2 separate regions of the Homo sapiens genome follow, and region 1 is linked to region 2. Evidence: read pairs that join two places in POLR2A ChIA-PET (ENCODE). Cell type or tissue: OCI-LY7. All regions are shown on one strand. Each heading gives the region's core, and the rest is flanking DNA. Links, peaks and the distances in the headings are about the cores only.

Evidence for each region. Peaks named below come from ENCODE experiments on the same cell type or tissue, not always from the same donor. Only the 100,000 strongest peaks of a DNase experiment are listed, where the experiment ranks them.
Region 1: POLR2A ChIA-PET joins it to region 2 with 11 read pairs; 2 of 35 experiments call an interaction of 5 or more read pairs at or near these places.

The regions. Positions count from the first base shown.
Region 1 is chr4:26,718,042-26,722,440 of GRCh38, reverse strand. TBC1D19 (TBC1 domain family member 19) reads right to left here. Exons shown (of 21, transcript NM_018317.4): 15 at 2,316-2,360. Among named protein-coding and RNA genes, the nearest start is that of TBC1D19, 140 kb to the right of the region's middle. In OCI-LY7, for the core only: CTCF peaks have their summits at 2,109 and 2,308; a DNase peak (open chromatin) is centred at 2,300.
Region 2 is chr4:26,784,532-26,788,930 of GRCh38, reverse strand. It overlaps a transcript of TBC1D19 not described here. Among named protein-coding and RNA genes, the nearest start is that of STIM2-AS1, 74 kb to the left of the region's middle. RefSeq lists an enhancer at 965-1,084. In OCI-LY7, for the core only: CTCF peaks have their summits at 425 and 635; DNase peaks (open chromatin) are centred at 210, 730, 1,850 and 2,330; H3K4me3 peaks cover 1,623 bases; H3K27ac peaks cover 2,055 bases.

The sequences.
Region 1 (4,399 bases), core at 86-4,085, 66 kb after region 2:
TTGTAGGAGGCATAAAAAAGAGTTAACCAATTTGTTAGACATGTGTGTTAAGTAAAAGCTAATATATTCTAAACTAAGTTGAAAAAACACTTCTATGGATGGAGAGAAGAACTTGAGTCCATGGACAACTCTTTTGGCTATTCAGAGGTATTTTGTTATTGTTTCTTGCTTCTTAGATAAAATATAAAAAGTTACTATAAAAGTAAGTTTCTGGGATAATAGATGTAACAATGGTAATATATAAAGTTAAAATTAACAAACCTCTAATTGAGTTCAAATAAATACTCATTACAGTCCTATTACATGCTAGATACTGAGGCAACAAAAATGAATGATATGGCTCTGAACTACAAGAAGCTTGCAATTAAGAGGAGGAGATAAAGTATAAACAAACAATATCAAGATAACATAGCTAGAGATACCAAAGAGTTTAGACCAGGTACTATGGGAGTCTAGAGGAAGGGCCCTTAGCCTAACCTGGGGATTCAGGGAAAGCTTCCTGAAAGAGGATCATGCCTAAACTGAGCTTGATGACAGCCAGGTGAAGAAAGGTTAGATGGGCTATTCTAAGCATGGAAACATGAGAAGTGATGAGACAGGAAGCAGCATAGTGCTTTCGTGAGAGTATGTAGCTGTGGGTATAAATAATAAATAGTTTGATATTGCTATAATTAAAAATGAGATGGGAAATAGTGGAAAATGAAGCTAGGAGGTAGACTATAGGGATCAGACTCAAGAGGTCCTCATATGTCATGCTGAGAAGCTTGAATATCACTTGTTAAGAGATGGGAAGCCATTAAGAACACTTTGAGAAAAATGGCAATTTGCAGATTTTCACTTTAGATGTATAACTCAAATGAGCAGTGTAAAAGACAGCAAAACTAGAAAAGACTGTGGGAAGAGGGACCAGTTAGATGGTTGTTGCAATTAACAAGCTAGAGATAGTAAGAACTGAAAGGAGACAAGGCAGCGGGGATGGTGTGGAAGAGAGGGTTCCAGACGTATTTGGAAGATAAAATTGGAAGGTCCTCGCGACTTATTAGATGAGTTGGGGACAAGGTGGAGAGAAATCTAGGATGGCCTTGAGTTACTAGGAAGATGACAATTCAATTAACTGAGAGAGAAATAGGTGGGTTTTTGTTTTTTGTTTTTTAATTTAGTTTCTTCTTTTTTCTTTTGGGGGTGGGCATAAGAAGATAAAACAGTGAGTTCAGGCTGGGACATATTAAGCTTTAGGTAGTTATGGGAGAGGTACGAACTGGATATATTTTAGAGTAATTAACAATAGATAGAATCATAAAAGCAAATGGCAGCCCCTAGATAAAAGTAAGAAAAGAGAAGAGCAGCAGAACAAGAGTGAGATATTAAAAGAGGGACAGAGGTAGATGGCCCATGAAACTGAGATTCCATATTGAGAGACACAGGGAGAGAACAGCGCCATGAAAGCCAAAGCCACGTATGAGTTTTAGATATAGTGATCAGTAAAGTTAAACACACTCATAACAGCTACATCTTCTGAGCACTCACTACATGTCAGGCACTTTGTGGTTTTATATACCATATCTCATGTAATCTATTATCCACATGGTACAGATGATGAACCTGAAGTTCAGAGAAGTCATGTAACTTACTTAAGGTCATAGGATAAGCTGGAAGAATTGGGATCTGAACCCAAGTCTGCTGGATTACAAAACCCATGTTCTTAACTCTGCTGGAGTAAAAGAACTTCTTCAGGATGCAACTTAATATTATCATAAGGACTGCTATATATTGCTTTTCCAAGAAGCATATCTTAAAACCTGTCTAGTTATCTCAAAAGAATATTTAATGTCTAATGAGGTCATTATATATTTGATCACTTTATAACATCAAAATAGGTGATTTCAGTGATACCTTTTAATAATATTTTTGTTTCATAAATACTACATTGGTCAAATTATGAGAACAATAAGGTGCAATACAAGATAATCCACTCAATTGAGTAAAGCCCAGCTCCAAAAAACCCAAAAGGAAGGTCTGCATTGGATTAGCTAGTGTTCTTCACAGGAAAATGAAGTGCCTTGGACTTAGATCTAAGCATACTCAGCTTTCTCACAGGTTTACTGTTGGTCCCAGGGAGAATCAGAGAGAGTATGCATAATTTAGCACAAACCTACCACAAATGTGGAGGATTTCATTAAATTATACATTCTATGGAAGGTTTATTTTAGATAATAAATGATTATCCATTAAAGAGAATAAGAAAGTCACATTTTGATTATAAAAGTTGTAATTTTTTCACTTCCCACTAGAGGAAGCAATAGCATTACTCTTACCATTTGGTGGGTAAAAGACAGCATATTCTTCCAGTCCTAGTTTTCCTATAAGAGAAAACCATAGAGGATTTCAATATGATTAAGTAAATAAATCTTTAAAAATCAACTTATTTTGTGAATGTACTAACAACGGAATTTTAAAAACTACTATAAACTGATATGTCATTTCATGATATGAAATTAACTTAAAAATGTACCAGCCAATCTTTTGGTATTAGCAAACCCTTTCATCAATTAAAGTAACACGAACATAAGTACAACAGAAGCGACACAAAACAACCAAAAGAACAAACGCTTTCAAGTTCCTTAGGCACTTAAGAAGAGAAGTATCTATTTATTATGCATAAAATTGTTTTGCTAATTACAAATAAGTCTAATCTATTCATTAAAGCAAGTCTTAAGCTTTGTAATACTGTGTGTACACTTTTATGGAATGTGCTGAAAGTTAAAAATTAAATGACTAGCTGTATGGTGGTCATATTTTCTGAATACCAAAACAGTTCACATGATTTCAGAATGGGGCTGAATATTTGAAATCAGAGTTGTCCCAGAAAAGTAAAGTATATTCACAATAGTCAAATATTTAAGAGAGTTTTAAAAAGTATCTTTCCTTTAAAACTCTTAAAAGTTCTCAGTTTTTTCCACCTTCCACTGAATATCTTTAAATAGCTTTTACTTTGACAGTTTTTCTAACACTTTTGAGTTTATTGAAAAGTCACTTGTATTTTTATACTGGGCTAAGAGTAATATTTTTAGTTAAAAAAAGTTCTTTTTATTCTTGTTAGGGGTGGTGACAGAGACGAAATGAAGAATAAGAAGTGTGAGCAGTTCAGGTTAGGGTGGAAACAAAAAGGATTGATCTTGTGAGCAAGAAGAGAATGGAATAATGAATAGGTAGGTAGGTAAGTAGATAAAATTGATTACTGGGCTAGATGCTGAGAGGCAAACATATATATGTTCTCTCAACCATGTGGTTTATAGTCCAGACTAAACCATGAAACATTAGGGTATATTTGCTAACTTTTCTAGCACAGACTTTAAGTGTTTAGAAGTTCAGAGGAGAGAGAAATAGATGATGGGTTGGTGGACATGGTGAGGTACTGGCTAGTTCTTCAAGGACCTATGATTTTTAAGGTTGGAAAGTGGGAAGCCTTCCACATGCAGGGACTATAGGGAGGCTAGAACGAATATGGGGTATTGTGGAATAATCAGGGAAGCAAAGTTAGTTAGGTTAGGACAGTATCAACTGGTCAAAGGCCTTAAAATCCTGGCTGAGTTTAGAGGTGAGCTCAGTAGATAATTCAGTTTACAATCAGTTTTTCAGCAGAAGACTTAAAGAAACAAACAAAAGGTTTCCATAAATTCAATTTAGAAGCAATGGACCTAAGAAAACCTTATGTTAGGGGTAGCTGAAATCCAGCACAAGGTTATGTGGCCTCTCCTAGGGTAGGAGGTGGAGCAATCAGGCAGATAGTTCAGACATAAGAGATACAGGAGAAAGTTTCTTTCTTCATGGAAATGGCAGAATGACCATACACAATGAAGTCTGAGCTTTCAGTGTTGGGTGTTCACCATTTAATAAAAAGGAAAAGTTGGGAAGGGCATTCAGCTGAAGTTAATTGTATCTTCAGATGATGGCAGGATATTGATATTTTATAAGCAGCTGGTGATAAAGAGGAGAAAAATAACTAAACTAGACATTGGAGAGCTAAAAGCATATAAATTGTATCAAAGTTTTGTGTGTGGTGGAGCGTTTTGAGAGAAGTATAGATTGTTAAAAAAAGTAGAAAAAGCAAATCTGTGTTATAAACTTAGAAAGAAAAAGAAAAGTCAACAGATATGACATAAAAACAACAATAAAGGGTAGAGCACACAGGGAAGACAGAGAAAGTAACTTGAAATGCTGCTTCTGGGAACCACTTTCCCGTGATTTGTGATAAATTACTTGGGCACTGATTTGAGGTATGAAAGGATAATTACGGTCATCTGAGAGAAATCTTAAGTAATTTATAATAATTTGGCAACACCACTATCTCCAAAAATAAAACAAATATTCTTGGCATGATTATGTAAGTCTTAATACT
Region 2 (4,399 bases), core at 76-4,075:
TTTCCCCTGAAATGTTCAGCCAAGAAGGCCAGTAGCTCAGCGACTCCCACCCTAAGTGCTTGAGAATTTGAGAGGCAGCTTCAGGGATCCTCCAACTGCAAATACTTGTCTCTAGAGCATGTTGTCCTCTTAACAGGAAGCCGACTTGATAGGTAGGTAGGGTCATGGGGTGGGAGTAGGCTAATTGGAAGGAGGGAAGGGGCTGGTGGCACAAAGGTTTTCAAAGTGGTCCTTCTTGACACATTTAATTTCTGTCTAGGGGGCTATGTTCAGAATGTCACAGCAGATTGCTTATTGTAGGTTCTCTCATGGGGCCAGGGCAGCAGAAAGAGGCCTAATGACTTTGCTTTCTCTCTCTTCTCTGTTATCCACTGGTGGTGTGGCTTTGAACAAATCACTGAATCATGCTCTGTGGGCAAAATGAGGAGTTTAGGTGTCACAACATAGAGAGAGGATCTTAGAACCAAGAGTATCTGATTAAAACTATGTGCCCTCTTTGCACAAAATGCACATACCCACCTAATTTTGCAGTTTACAAACTTCCTGATGAGTATCCGGGAACCTCCCATTAAGAAGAGGTGGATTCTAGGCACTTTTCAGCTCTAATGCTCTTGCTTTCCAAAAGCAAAACAGAACCGCTCCCCTTGACTCTGCTGCCTCCTATGGAAGGAAACCTTCCAGGCACCCTCTTGGTTCCTGTGTCAGCCCCCCTGTGTGGTTTGCTTGGTGGTAAAGCACAGCCCCTCCCCTGAACCCAGGGCCCCTGGGATCCCATAGTCACCTGGAACCATGCCGTGAAAATCAGCTGGCAGCCGGCCTTCTCTGCAGAGGCTTGTGAAAGGGTGAGTCACAGCAGATCGCTCCTCTGATTCACAGGTAGCATTTATTTGACAAAGGAGGTTTAAGGGGACTTGCTTCCCTTTGTATCATCTAATCTTTAAAAATCACTTGCTTCTTAACTGTCAGCCGAGAGTTTCTGTAGGCAGCAGTCTTTCAGCTGCTCCCTGGGGAGGGAGGAGAGTGCTGGCTGCCAGAGTCCTGCAGCTGTCCTGGGCACAGGAAGTCCACAGCTTCTTGTAAAAGGTAAGGGGAACTATAAATACTGTAAGAAGCCAGGAGCTTCCAAGTTCAAAGGAAGTCCGGATGTTGTCAAGGTCAGGCTTAGAGGAAAGGGGGTCCAGAGGGAACGTTCCTACTTCCTTCTGAACCTTCAGTAACCTCCATGAATCTCCAGGGAAAAGCCAAATCTCGTGACTTGACATGAAAAGCATGTCAAGTCCTCTACACTCAGGCTTCAATCTGCCTTTCCAGCCCCACAAACTTGTGGCTCTGGGAGCCCCCTCAGTGACACCAGATGCAACTCTAGCTTTTCCAGGCACACACTCTCATAGTGCTGCCCTTTCGTCAGAGACCGCCCTTTTCCTCTTTTCCATCCATCTCCATCCGGTCCTTTCTTCAGGCCTGGCTGTAATCCCATGTCCACCTGGAAACTTTTCTAGATCATTATTCATATTAATAAACCTAGTTTTAGACAGGCGCTGTGGCTCACGCCTGTAATCCCAGCATTTTGGGAGGCTGAGGTGGGTGGATTGCCCGAGCTCAGGAGTTTGAGACCACCCTGGGCAACATGGTGAAACCCCGTCTCTATTAAAATACAAAAAATTAGCCAGATTTGGAGGCACGTGCCTGTAGTCCCAGCTACTTGGGAAGCTGAGGCATGAGAATGCTTGAGCTCAGTATGCAGGGGTTGCAGTGAGCCAAGATTGCACCACTGCACACCAGCTTGGGCTACAGAGTAAGATTCCATCTCAAAAAAAAAAAAAAAAAAACTAGTTCCTCTTTATTATGTGTCTACCACATGCCAGGTGCTTCACAAGCCTTGTCACATTCAATTTTCTCAACAAGCTTGCAAGGCAAGTATTATCACTCCTATTTTATAAGTGAGGCGATTGTGTTTGAAAGGGTTAATTAAATCTCCTGAGGTCATGTAGCTAGTAAATGGCAGAAGAGCAACTCTTGTCTAATTGACTTCAAAGATACTGTGTAATGCTGCTGCACTCATGCACCCACCCACCCATTCATCAACCGGCCATTCGGCCCCATCTGGCTGCCATCCTTCCATCCTTCCACCCACCCATCCATCCATCCATCCATCCATCCATCCATCCATCCATCCAGGCATCCACCCACCCACCCACCCACCTATCCACCCACCTGTTCATGCTACCATCCTTTCAACTGGCTATCTATCCATTTACTTGCCCATCCCCAAAAACCTACATGCAGCAAGACAGCTCTCTCCCACCTTCAAAGTCCTGTGACACTGTGTTTGCAGCACCACCCCCCGATGTTGGCCCAGTGAAATACTTCTCCTTTTCTAGTTTAGGCACTGCCTCAGCCTCTCGAGTAGCTGGGACTACAGGCACTGGCCACCATGCCTGGCTAATTTTTTGTATTTTTAGTAGAGATGGGGTTTCACCGTGTTGGCCAGGATGGTCTCGATCTCCTGACCTCGTGATCCACCTGCCTCGGCCTTCCAAAGGGCCGGGATTACAGGTGTGAGCCACCGTGCCCGGCTGGTACTACTTCTTTAACTAGACTGGAAGCTCTAAGAACTGGGATCTGGTGTCCCTCACAAAGCCTAGCCCAGCACTTTGGCGACATTGAATACTCACTGACAACTGGCTAATGACTGAGCACTCACCCTGCTTTTATGGGCAGCCACGTCCCAGGAGCAAGAGGCAAGGTGGCTAGGCTTAAACGAGGCCATTCAAGAAATGTCAGCAGATGAAGGGTCTTTTGCCAAAGTCCTGAGCCAGTGCCTCCTGGAACCCAAAGAAACCCTAATTTCAAACTCTTTCAAAACCTTTTGACAGGGACACACTGCTGTCAAGAAAATCCTGTAATGAGCATGGAGCTTTAGCCTTGAGATTGTAATCACAGGAAATGTAGTGTTCAGTTTCCTAAGAAACCATTATTCTTTTTCTTTCCATTCTGCCTGCCTACCCCTGTGTATTACAATGGAAGCCTCTGGTGAGTGGAATACAAATCCAAAATACTCTTCAATAGCAGCCAAAGTGGTATTTCTAAAAAGTTCCTAAAGACCCCAGTGCTATGTGGCACAAAGAAAAGGAATGATAAAAGCAGCAGTTGTCTGAAACTGAATCTGTTCCTGTTCACATATATGAACAGACAAGCAGTTGTATTTACAGTCATCTCTACACACACACACACAGTGTACGTCTGTGTGTGCATGCAATGCCGTGGTCCCCACCCAAACACCTGCCCATCCAGATTGAGTTCTTTTTCTAGTCCTGCTCACACTTTGTGCATTATTTTTGCCACACTGTACTATGATCTTTTGTTTACCTGAATACTTCCTCCACTAGACAGAGAACTTCTTGAGAGGAATAACTATGTCATCATCATCGTCATCATTGTCATTGTAGTAATAGTTAACTTGTGTCACTGCTAACTATTGACATGGTTATCTTTTCTATGTACATTGTTGGACTTCATCCTGCCAAAACAACGCTGTGCTCTTACAGTTCTTGGGTGCCATTTTGTTCTCTGAAGTCCTTTGCATATTTCAGCAAGGTCTATCTTACTTTTATTTAATTTTTTAAAAGTTTAATTTTAAAAAGAAAAAGAAGCAACTATTTGGGAGAAATGTTAGGCTATCCCTACTTTTTCCCTTTATTGAATTTGTCATCCTAGAGACACTTTTGAATTGGATTGTAAAAACTACCAATGCCATGTCAAAATAATAGCTAGAGTGGGTAGGGAGATAAAAAGACCTAGATCTGAAATGGCTTCTAACATTTCAAATGGCTATGTGATTTTGGGCCAGTCCCTGCACCACTCTGAGCCTCAGTTTTAACTCATGTGAAGCAGTTTCTTTTGGTGGATATTGGGAGAACTAGGGAGGACCTAGGCCCAATGCTTAGCATGGCGTGTGGCACCAATAATAAGCAATAATAAATTGTGGTTATTGTTACCATTATTTTCATGGTCAACATTCACCCTTTGATACTGGAGAGTAACATAAGCTGGGATTTAGTATGAATGTATATCATGGCAGTTTTTAATTATCTAAAAATTATTAGCCAATGCTCCCCAAGGCAGAGAACTACTTTTCTTCTCATAAATTCAGAAAGTGCTTAGTATCAGAACATGAACCTGCTCTCCAAGAGATATAAGGATACTCAAGCATGTTGTCACTGGAGGCCTTAGGAGCTTTGTAGGCGGAGGAAAGCAGAAGTAGACAGTCTTGGAAATGTCTCTTTGGTATGTCAACAGTGAGAAGAAACTGTGAGAAGATTTGGGAATGTCCATAACAAAGGTTTCTGATGGGCAATTGGGTGGATTGCCCAGTGTTTCACCAGCCCAGCATACACTG